2 separate regions of the Homo sapiens genome follow, and region 2 is linked to region 1. A link is an interaction called in ENCODE POLR2A ChIA-PET data of the cell type or tissue named here. Cell type or tissue: OCI-LY7. All regions are shown on one strand.

What was found. Peaks named below come from ENCODE experiments on the same cell type or tissue, not always from the same donor. Only the 100,000 strongest peaks of a DNase experiment are listed, where the experiment ranks them.
Region 2: POLR2A ChIA-PET joins it to region 1 with 8 read pairs; 1 of 35 experiments calls an interaction of 5 or more read pairs at or near these places.

The regions. Positions count from the first base shown.
Region 1 is chr20:38,879,250-38,884,249 of GRCh38, forward strand. The region is part of intron 2 of PPP1R16B (protein phosphatase 1 regulatory subunit 16B); the gene reads left to right. Among named protein-coding and RNA genes, the nearest start is that of FAM83D, 45 kb to the right of the region's middle. In OCI-LY7, CTCF peaks have their summits at 2,374, 4,536 and 4,736; DNase peaks (open chromatin) are centred at 2,382, 4,132 and 4,462; H3K4me3 peaks cover 2,895 bases; H3K27ac peaks cover 5,000 bases.
Region 2 is chr20:38,451,387-38,456,386 of GRCh38, forward strand. No RefSeq gene overlaps it. Among named protein-coding and RNA genes, the nearest start is that of SNORA60, 4.5 kb to the left of the region's middle. In OCI-LY7, no CTCF peak of the experiment used is centred here; a DNase peak (open chromatin) is centred at 2,865; H3K4me3 peaks cover 312 bases; H3K27ac peaks cover 2,647 bases.

The sequences.
Region 1 (5,000 bases):
TAAGAGAAGGGGAAGGAAGGGAGAAGAAGAGAGAGGGAAGGGTCCAAGGCACACAGTCTTTGCAGCTTTGGTGGAGAAATCTTACAGGCCCATATCATCTTCACGGTAGCTGAGTTAAATGCAGTTCTCCCTCCCTTTGAGGAAATCGAATACACAAATGTCCCCTCACACATTAGGAAGTGATTCCCCACCTCACCCCAACCTCCATGTGTCAGAAAGACTATACATATTGAAAAAGATTAACTGCAGGCCTACTTTGTACATCAGTTTTCTGGGTATCTTTAGTTTTTTATTCTTAGAATTTAAAAAAATATTTTTAATTTGTTCATTCAGTCAACAAATATTTGTTGAGTGCTTTCTCTAGGAGCTGCATGCCCCACATAAGAAGACAGACACGAGTTGCCCGCATAGAGCTTATATCCTAAAGGGTGTGCTGTCACTTTTCCTGCATACACCCAATGCCAGATGTAAGTTACATGTGCAGAGGCATCTGGGTAGCTGATGTGAATCTCTGTCAACCCCTTCTGTCTAGCAGAGACATATGTCCTGGGCACAGAGGTTCTAGAAGGGAGCAGGTTTATAGCTACGTGTCTGGGGTCCCCTTGGCCATCTTGTCCTGGTGGTGCTAAGGGTGTCAGAGATGCTAGGAGAGGAACTGGCCTCTTTGTTCAAGCCAAAGGGTGAAGATTCTCTCTGACAAGGAAAAGTCTGTGGCCCAGCCTGGGAATGCTCTTGTCCAAAGGAAGAAGCATAGAGTAGCTCAAGAACAGATGTTCTGGCTGGTTCTGAGGCTTGGGTAGAGGCCAGGTAAGCTCCATTCACTTCTGCGGTCATCAGAAATTGACTGGGGGCCTGAACTACATCACAGGAGCAGCACGGTAGCCAAAAGATGGTCCTACTCACCCTATCCCTCCAGAACTTTAGTGTCGTAAAGACACAGACAAATCCATACATAACTATAAAATAGTGTTAAGTCTTTTTGGAGTTTGGGAGGCACAGCAGTCATATGAGAAGGGTGCCTGGCCCAGCCTGGGAGACCTGCAAGAGGCTTTGCAGAATAAATGACATTGAAGCTGGGACTTGGAATCTAAGTAAGAATTAACCAGGTGAAGTGAAGACAGAGAAAGACAGGCAGGGCTGGGTGTGGTGGCTCACGCTTGTAATCCCAGCCCTTTGGGAGGCTGAGGCAGGAGGATCACTTGAGCTGAGGAGTTCGAGACCAGCCTGGACAACATGGCAAAATGCCATCTCTACAAAAATACAAAAAAAATTAGCTGGGCATGGTGGTGCGCACCTGTACTCCCAGCTACTTAGGAGGCTGAGGTGGGAGGATTGCTTGAGCCCTGGAGGTTGAGGCTGCAGTGAGCTTGATCACACCACTGTACTCCAGCCTGGGTGAGAGAGGGACCTTGTCTCAAAAAGAAAAAAATACTATTCCATTGTATGGAATTTTGTTTATCTATTCATTAGTTGATGGAAATTTGGGTATTACTTTAGAGATATCGCGACTAATGCTATAAAAACATTCATATGCAAAGTTCTGTGTGGACATATATGTTCATTCCTCTTAAATATATACCTAGGAGTAGAATTGCTGGGTCAGATGGTAATGCTGTTTAACTTTTTAAGGACCTGTCAGTCTGTTTTCCACAGTGCTGTGCCATCTTACGTTCCCACCAGCAGGGCCCGAGGGCTCTGATTTCCACGCGTCTTCACACGGTTGTCCAACCCCTCCTCTTCTTGAATGGGCCAAGAGTGATACTTTCTATCTGGGGAAGAGCAAGGGGCTGGCTCCTGGGACCTGAGGCTTGGTCCTGGGGATGTGACTTTGAGGGAAGCCCGTGTCTTTCTGGTCCACCAGGGTGAGTCATCACCCAGGATCCCGGGGGAGCTGCCTGGCAGAGGGGCGGGCTGCACCAGCCACTGCAGAAACCACCATGCAACTTGACTGAGTCTCCACCCTCAGCTCCAGGCAGCCGGGCTTCCCTGGGAGCAGCTATTTCTGGCTATTTCTGCTCCAGGGAGGAGCAGTGGTGGGTGGAAAGGTTTCAATTGCTCAGTGGGGTGATTTTTGGAAGCGCAGTGCCTTGGGGGCACAGGACAGCTTTGACTTGGGAGGAGAGCAGAGGGGCTGCTCTGAGAGTGCTGGCCCTTTGGCGTTATCAGAGCAGAGGGCTGGGCACACAGCAGTCCTGACAGCACCTTGAAGAGGGGGAAATAAGTCAGTGCGGACTGGGCTGTTCATGCAGGAGGTGCAACCCAGTGGGCGGGATGTGGCGACATCAGGCAGGCCACCAGGGTGCTTGGAAGCAGGGGCAGGCTGGGGTCTACCTACAATGGAGATGCAGCAGGGAGACCGACAGAGGTGGCGCTGGACCTCAGGCTCAGTGTTCACTTCTGTGCCTCAGTGACTTCATTTGCAAATATAGTAACCACAAAGGCTGCAGCAATGCCTGTTGGCAACTGTCTTCTCTATCACATGATGTTCTGGAACACTGACCTTTATTGGCAATGTTCTTGACCTTTCTCTTAGCTTTTTGCCATCCCTGTGGGCTCTCTTCATGATAACATCTGTGTCCATCCTGTTCTTCTCTCCGCTGTATATGCTTCCTTCCCTGGGTCCTTGTTTGGTACCATTTTAGCAAAGTGGTTAAGGGTTCACTCTTCGGAGCTGGCTGGGCCTGGGTGAAAATCCCAGCTCTACCATTCCCAGCCAGGTGTCTTTGGGCAAATCATTTCATGTATGCAAATCTGAGCCTCAGTTTTCCCATCTGTAAACTGGAGCAATAATCGCAGGGAGCTATTTAATAACAGCAGGTTACTTATCCTCGTAACTGGATTATGAGGACTAATTGACTTGATGGATATGAAGGGCTTAACACAATGCCTGGCACACAGTTAGTGCTGGGCTGTAGAAAGAGCAAGGGCACAGGGCAGAGAGAATGAGGAGTGGGATCCTGGACAGAGGGACATGTTGAGTCCCCTGTATCCAGCCTGCAGAGGGGGACAGTGTTGGGTGGGGCTGAAGGACTGCTGTGGTCAGCCTCCAGGTCAGGTGGTGTTGATGAGGGAGGCTCAAGGAAGGGTGTCTGCTCACTCATTTTTTTTTAAGTTTGTTGTTGTTGTTGTTGTTCTTGTTCTTGTTTTAAGAGACAGCATCCTGCTCTGTCATCCAGGCTGGAGTGCAGTGATACAATCACAGCTCACTGCAGCCTCGAACTCCTGGCCTTAAGTGATCCTACGGCCTCAGCCTCCCAAAGCATTGGGATTACGGGTGTGAGCCACTACATCTGGCCTCACTCGATTTTGTACAAAAGTCACAATCATTGCTTTTTATTCCTGAGTCATACTCCTGTTGTGCCCCATGTCTGTGGGACTACACTGACAAATAGTTTCATGCCCTCAGGAACAAGTAGCTCCATGGGTAACAAAGTAAGTGCTGCTGTAAAGGACAAAAGCAGAAATGCAGGGTAGTGTGGAGAGAATAGATGGGGAAGCTCAATGGAGATTAGGGCAATCAGGGAAGGCCTCCCAGAGGAGGTGACATTTTGGCTAAAACCTAAAGGATGAAGAAGAGTTTGCCAGCCCAAGAATGGGAAGAAAGAAGGCTCCGGGCATAGGAAACAGTGTGTGCAAAGGCCTGGAGGATCAGAGCTCGGTTTTTGTTTTGTTTTGTTTTAGGAAATGAGAGGCCAGTGTGGCTGAACCAGTGAGGGATTCAGGGAGGGATTTCCAGGTAAGGCAGGTGTGGAGCAGGCAGGGACTAGATCATGCAATGCCTTGGAGGCAGTGGGAGGATGAGGCCTCATTGCTGGGCACTGGGCAGGAAAGGAAGGAAGAGAGATAGGAGGGCAGGCCTTGTGAGTGAACCTGACCCTGCAAGTCACATGGCGAGGTGGCAGCAGCTCAGCCCCAGGGCACCCCCCGGGGAGATGCAGCTTGCCCAAGGTCCACCTCCACTGGGCAGACACCTCTGCCTGGCTGTCTCCGTTTCCCCAGAGGAGGAGCAGGAGCCACGCCTATGGTCGCATGTTGCTAACCATCTCGAGGTCAGGAAGATGCTCTGTGAGACGGAGTGGGTCAGATGCCAAAGAAAACACAAGCTTGTCAGCGGTGATGTCTCCCTGCAAAGGCAGCCGCCACCAGCTTCCTGCCGAGATGGGCCGGCTCAGCCTCACTTGCTACAGCTGGAGATGGAGAGGACCAGATGGCCCTGTTTGGCCCAGATTCCAGCCAGATTGCCAGGGAGGTGTAGGCGGAGCAGCGGGGTCGGCGCCAGGAGCAGGGATACGTGAGTGAGGAGGGCGGGAGCCACCTCTTTGCCATCTCAGTAGGGCCCTGCCTGTGTAGGGGGTGGCGGGGCACCGACTGTGGCCTTACAGTGGTCTGTGAACCAGCATATGCTCAGAGCTCCCTGGAGGGAGACTGCCTCTGTCTTTTACCACCAGCTCTAAAGCTCTTGAGAGGTGCAAGATGTTGATGGTTGTATTCCCAGCATCCAGCACAGGGTGGCACACAAGCAAGAGCTCACTGGTTGATTTTTGTTTTTATTTTTAAAATAAATGCTAACAGTAGCCAGGGCCTTGTCTTCCTTAACCCCACAGCAATGCCATGAGGGAGCACTGTTGTGATCCCCATTTTGCAGATGAGGACATGGAAGCAGAGAAGGGGAATAACTTGCCTAGAGCCGCAGCTAAGCAAATGCATGAGAATAAATGGGTCACTCTGACAAACTGATGGCAGAGCCTGGGACTTGGGGCTTTGTGGGCAAGAAGCTGCCCTGAGTGTGGGCAACTGAGAGAAGGTGTGGACACTCCTGGCCGAAGGGAATAAGCGTGCCTTTCTCGTCTTTGTGCTCCCTGAGCTCCAGGCAACACCTTAGACCCAAGCCAGCTTCCTCCATTGCTCCAGGTGCTCCAGAGAGCAAGAGATGAGCCGGGAGAGGTAGGGAGACAGGACCCCTGGCGTGGCTGAGCAGGCTGCACACTGCGTAATTCCAG
Region 2 (5,000 bases), 430 kb before region 1:
AGAGCTCTGGGGGTGTGGCAGGCAGTGCCAGCCGCTGGGGCTTCTGTTACCATGAGATAGATTTGGTCTTTGGGGATTCTCTTTGGTAGCAGTGATCGCAGTGATGTGCTTACGTGTGCATTGTATGTGTGTCACCACCTCCATATGTTGCTCTGTCCTCATTTTTCAGGTAAATTTCACACAAGAATGCTCCCAAAGGCTATGGTAGAAAGTTGGGAGTCAGTTGGTCCCACTCCTTCAGTTGAAATAGAAATCACTGTGACTAAGCCGGGCATGGTGGCTCACGCCTGTAATCCCAGCACTTTGGGAGTCTGAGGCGGGTGAATCACTTGAGGTCAGGAGTTCGAGACCAGCCTGGCCAACATGGTGAAACCCCATCTCTACTAAAAATACAAAAATTAGGCATGGTGGCAGGCACCTATATTCCCAGCTACTCAGGAGGCTGACGCAGGAGAATCATTTGAACCCGGGAGGTGGAGGTTGCAGTGAGCCAAGATTACGCCACTGCACTCCAGCCTAGGCAACAGAGTGAGACTCTGTCTCAAAAGAAAAAAAAAAAAAAAGAAATAACTGTGACTAGGGTTGAGGGAAACCAGGCTGTCAGGCATCTCTGATGACCTCTGCCAGCAGGAGACATTCTTGGCTGAAGAGTCCGCTCTGCCAGCCATCTCTGGCGAGGGCCTTATTTCTGCATTGCCCCCCTCCTTATTCCTACCCAAGAACCACCTGACACCTCTGGTTTGCTCTCTTGAAGATCCCCCCACCTGCTGCAACCCCTCTCTAGCCGGTTTTATCCAACTGTGGCCTTTGTCCTTTAGTGAGAAATGACCACATTTCCCCCACCAAAGAAAGGGGGCCAAAATTCTCCCCTTTTCTGAGTCCACTATTTTTAGTGAAGTTTTACACTGGTTGGTGCCTTGAATTGGTAGACCTGTCTTTCCTTAGCAAACTGACCCCTCTCATAGCTAAGCAGGTTCCTGTCAGCTAATAGGACAAGTGTCTACACTACACTCCCTTCTTTAATCTCTCGTTCTCTTTCTCTCTCTCTCATGCTCTTCTTGACCCACTACCTCAATCCTGCAACCTGGGGGTCCCTTACGCCCTTTTTAGTTTGTTCTATGGGAGGCAACAATGATGGAGTACTGAAAAACAAGGGAAGAGGTGAGATTGCCACGCAGTGGGGGAAGAGAGTGTCAGCTATAGAGATAGGATCACTTACTGTGGCTTGGCCCCCTGGCATAAAAGTTTTCTTACTAAGCCAGACTGGTTGATTTGTGGAGGGTTCCCTCATTTATCACCCTATTTTCATGCATCCTAGTGGTTGCTGGCTGGATGTGAAGGTTGGTGAACTAATATGTTAGAAGCTCTTAGCATAGCACTTGGCACATAGGAAGTGCTCGATGAAGGATAGCTCCTCTCAATCACTAGAACTTCCTTTCCAATTGTAAATGGTCCTCATCGCTGGCCCAGCCTCTTAGGTCTTTCTTCTCCTGCCCTCTGCCACCCTCGCCCGACCCTACCCTCAGCCTCTAGCCTAGACTTCCCATTCTCCCGAGGAGACAGCAAGGCCCTCCTCACTCTGCCTGTGGCCTGCCTGTCCACCCTTTTCTCACACAAGCACCCTAGGCCTCAGCCACCCTTCTGCTTAAGGTCCCTGAACATGTTCTTTTCCCGGCCTATGCGCCTGGAATGCATCCTCCGCTTCAAGCTCAGCTGACTCAGCTTGTGTCACTTTCTTCAGGAAGCCTTTGCTGGCGGAACCTCCACCCAGACTGGATTCCCCGCCCCTCCTTCCATTCATATCAATTATCAGTTCTGTGCAGGCACAATTCTAGGAACTGGTAAACAAAACAGGCAAAAGAGCAAATCCCTGCTTTGTACTTACATTTTGGAGGACAAGGACATATCATAAAACAAAGTACTAAAATAGGTAGAATGCTTGAGAAATGTTAAGGAAAAAAAGTCATAAAGCAGGGAAACAAGATAGGAAGTTTGGGGACCAGCAGAGGGAGTGGCATTTTAAATTGAGTAGACACGACGGCCTCCCCAGGAAGGTGAGATTTGACTAAAGTGAGGAGCTCTCACTGCTGGGCGTTCACTGCAGGCTGTTTAAGCCGCCATCACTGCATGGACCATGGACAATAGGAAGCTTTTTCCTGGCCGAGCGTGGTGGCTCACGCTTGTAATCCCAGCACTTTGGGAGGCTAAGGCGGGCGGATCACGAGGTCAGGAGATCGAGACCATCCTAGCTAACACGGTGAAACCCCATCTCTACTAAAAATACAAAAAATTAGCTGGGCGTGGTGGTGGGCGCCTGTAGTCCCAGCTACTCAGGAGGCTGAGGCGGGAGAATGGCGTGAACCCGGGAGGCGGAGCTTGCAGTGAGCCGAGATCGCCCCACTGCACTCCAGCCTGGGCAACAGAGCGAGACTCTGTCTCAAAAAAAAAAAAAAAGGAAGCTTTTCCTTTGGATACCAGGTTCAGTGAAGTGGGGAGACAACAGGCATCTGAGGCCACTGCAGTGCTGCTTCTGATTATGAACGTTTCACCATGTTGTGAAGGTGCAGCTGAATCAAGCCAGGATTAACTGGTCAGCACCTGGATGGGTGTGTCTAGAGGCCAAGCTCTGCACCTGTCAGCTCCCCATCCCCCTCACCTCCAACCATAGCTCAGTGGTCTAGGGAAGCTCAGTCACCCAAGGACAGCCTTGATAGGCCTAACCCATCACCTTGGTCCAGGACCCATAGCAGTGATCACTGAGCCCTGCAGTGTTTCTGCTGGGAGAGTTCTGCATGTCAAGAGACTGAGTAATTGGTTGCAGAAACAGGAAGAGACAGAGTAATTAAGTCTTAACAGCAGCCTAGGAGCATAGAACATTGAGCTCCTGTTGCAAGTTTCTAGAACTCACAGGTGGAGAATGAAATTTCAGTTTCCAAACCACGTTCGTGCTCCTCCAGGCATGACTGTGAGCAGTATTCTGATTTGCCATGAGGCCTGGGGATTCAGTTTTTTCTGAATTTTTATAAGGCATGGCTATGTGACCAAGATTCCTTTTCGTTTTTTTAAAAAATTTTTTAGTTTATTTTTTGAGACAGTCTTGCTCTGTCACCTAGGCTGGAGTGCAGTGGTGTGATCTTGGCTCACTGCAACCTTTGCCTCCTAGGTTCAAGTGATTCTTCTGCCTCAGCCTCCCGAGTAGCTGGGATTACAGGTGTGCACCACCACACCCAGCTAATTTTTGTAATTTTAGTAGAGACGAGGTTTCTACTAAACCCCCGTCACGTTGGCCAGGCTGGTCTCAAACTCCTGACTTCAAGTGATTCTCCTGCCTCGGCCTCCCAAAGTGTTGGGATGACAGGCGTGAGTCACCATGCCCAGCCTGTTTTTAATTATTTATTTATTTTAAGACAGGGTTTTACTCTGTCGCCCAGTCTGGAGTGCAGTGGTGCAATCTGGACTCACTACAGCTTCAACTTCTTGGGCTCAAGCAATCCTCCTGCCTCAGCCTCATGAGTAACTGGTACTACAGGTGTGCGCCATCAGGCTGGGCTAGTTTTTGTATTTTTTTGTAGAGATGGGGTTTTACATTGTTTCCCTGGCTGGTCTCGAAATCCTGGTCTCAAGTGATCCTCCCAAATTGGCCTCCCAAAGTGGTGGTGTTACAGGCATGAGCCACCACACATGGCCTCTTTTTTTTTTTTTTTTTTTTTGAGAGCCCTTACATTCACTACTTCCATTACTAAAGGGAGCAAAATGAATCTTTTCTCATTATAGTCAAAAAGCATACCAACATAATGCCTGACGGGTGGAAGGTGCTCAGTCAACATTTAGGGATGAGGAATGATACCAGCAGATGCCTTGATAGTGTGCGCCAGAAATGACTCATGCAGGCCCCTCTGCCTCTGTGGGTACGACTGATAATAGGTGGGCCTGGTGAAGTCACTAAGAATCTGATGTGGCTGGGCAAGGTGGCTCGTACTTGGAATCCCAGCTACCCAGGAGGCTGAGGTGGAAGGATCACTTGAGTCCAGGAGTTTGAGACCAACCTGGGCAATACAGTGAGACCCTGTCTCAAACAAACAAACAAAAACACACGAAAACCTGATGCTGTCACTTAATTGCTATGGGGCCTGGAGCACATTATTTTGCCTCCCTGACCCTCAGCTTCTGGCTGTCTAATTTGACCATCAACATAGCACTTACCCCAAATAGCAATGATGAAGATGATGCATGTTAAATGCGTAACATAGTAACTGCCTTGCACGGAGTGCTTGATAAATGTCTGCTGTTTTTATTTGATGAGCACATATAGCTTGTTGATAGTTAAAATGAAGAACAAATATAAAATGTCATTATGACAGGCTCATCTGCTAAGGCACCACAAATACTTTCTTCTTTCTTGTTTGCTAATTTGCAGACATCCCAGCGGGGTTGGTGTTAGTCACTGCTACCATTGATTGAAATTCTGTTAAGTCCCACGCACTGTATTAAGCCTGTATGTATAATTACCTCACTTAATCTTCACAACAACCCAGTGAGGTAGATTTAATTATTTTCCATTTTACAAATAAGGAAACCAAGGCTCAAAGAAATGGAAGAGACCTGTCTCACACCTAATGAGTGGCTCAGCTAGTTTTCCATTTCCTGCTGTATTAAATAGTGAAAAATGTTTCAGGCTGACTGATTTCATAAATAGCATAAGCATACCAAGCTTATCAGATGCTTGTTTGTACTGGAATACTGGAAATTAGGATATTTTACTATTTGTTCCATCTGCTTCAAATTATTGCCTATTATTTAGAGTTGCTGAAATAGTCTTCATCTAAATCAGTGGTTTTGCAGATTGAACTTATGAACCTGACATGTACAGGGACAATAGCCATGTTTTAGCCAACACCAAAATATCAAGTGTCCTTCCCACTACTGTTGTGTCTGAAGCAAGAGTCATCCAAGACCCACAGAACTTGAGGAAACTTGAGAAGGGTATCACCAATGTGGCC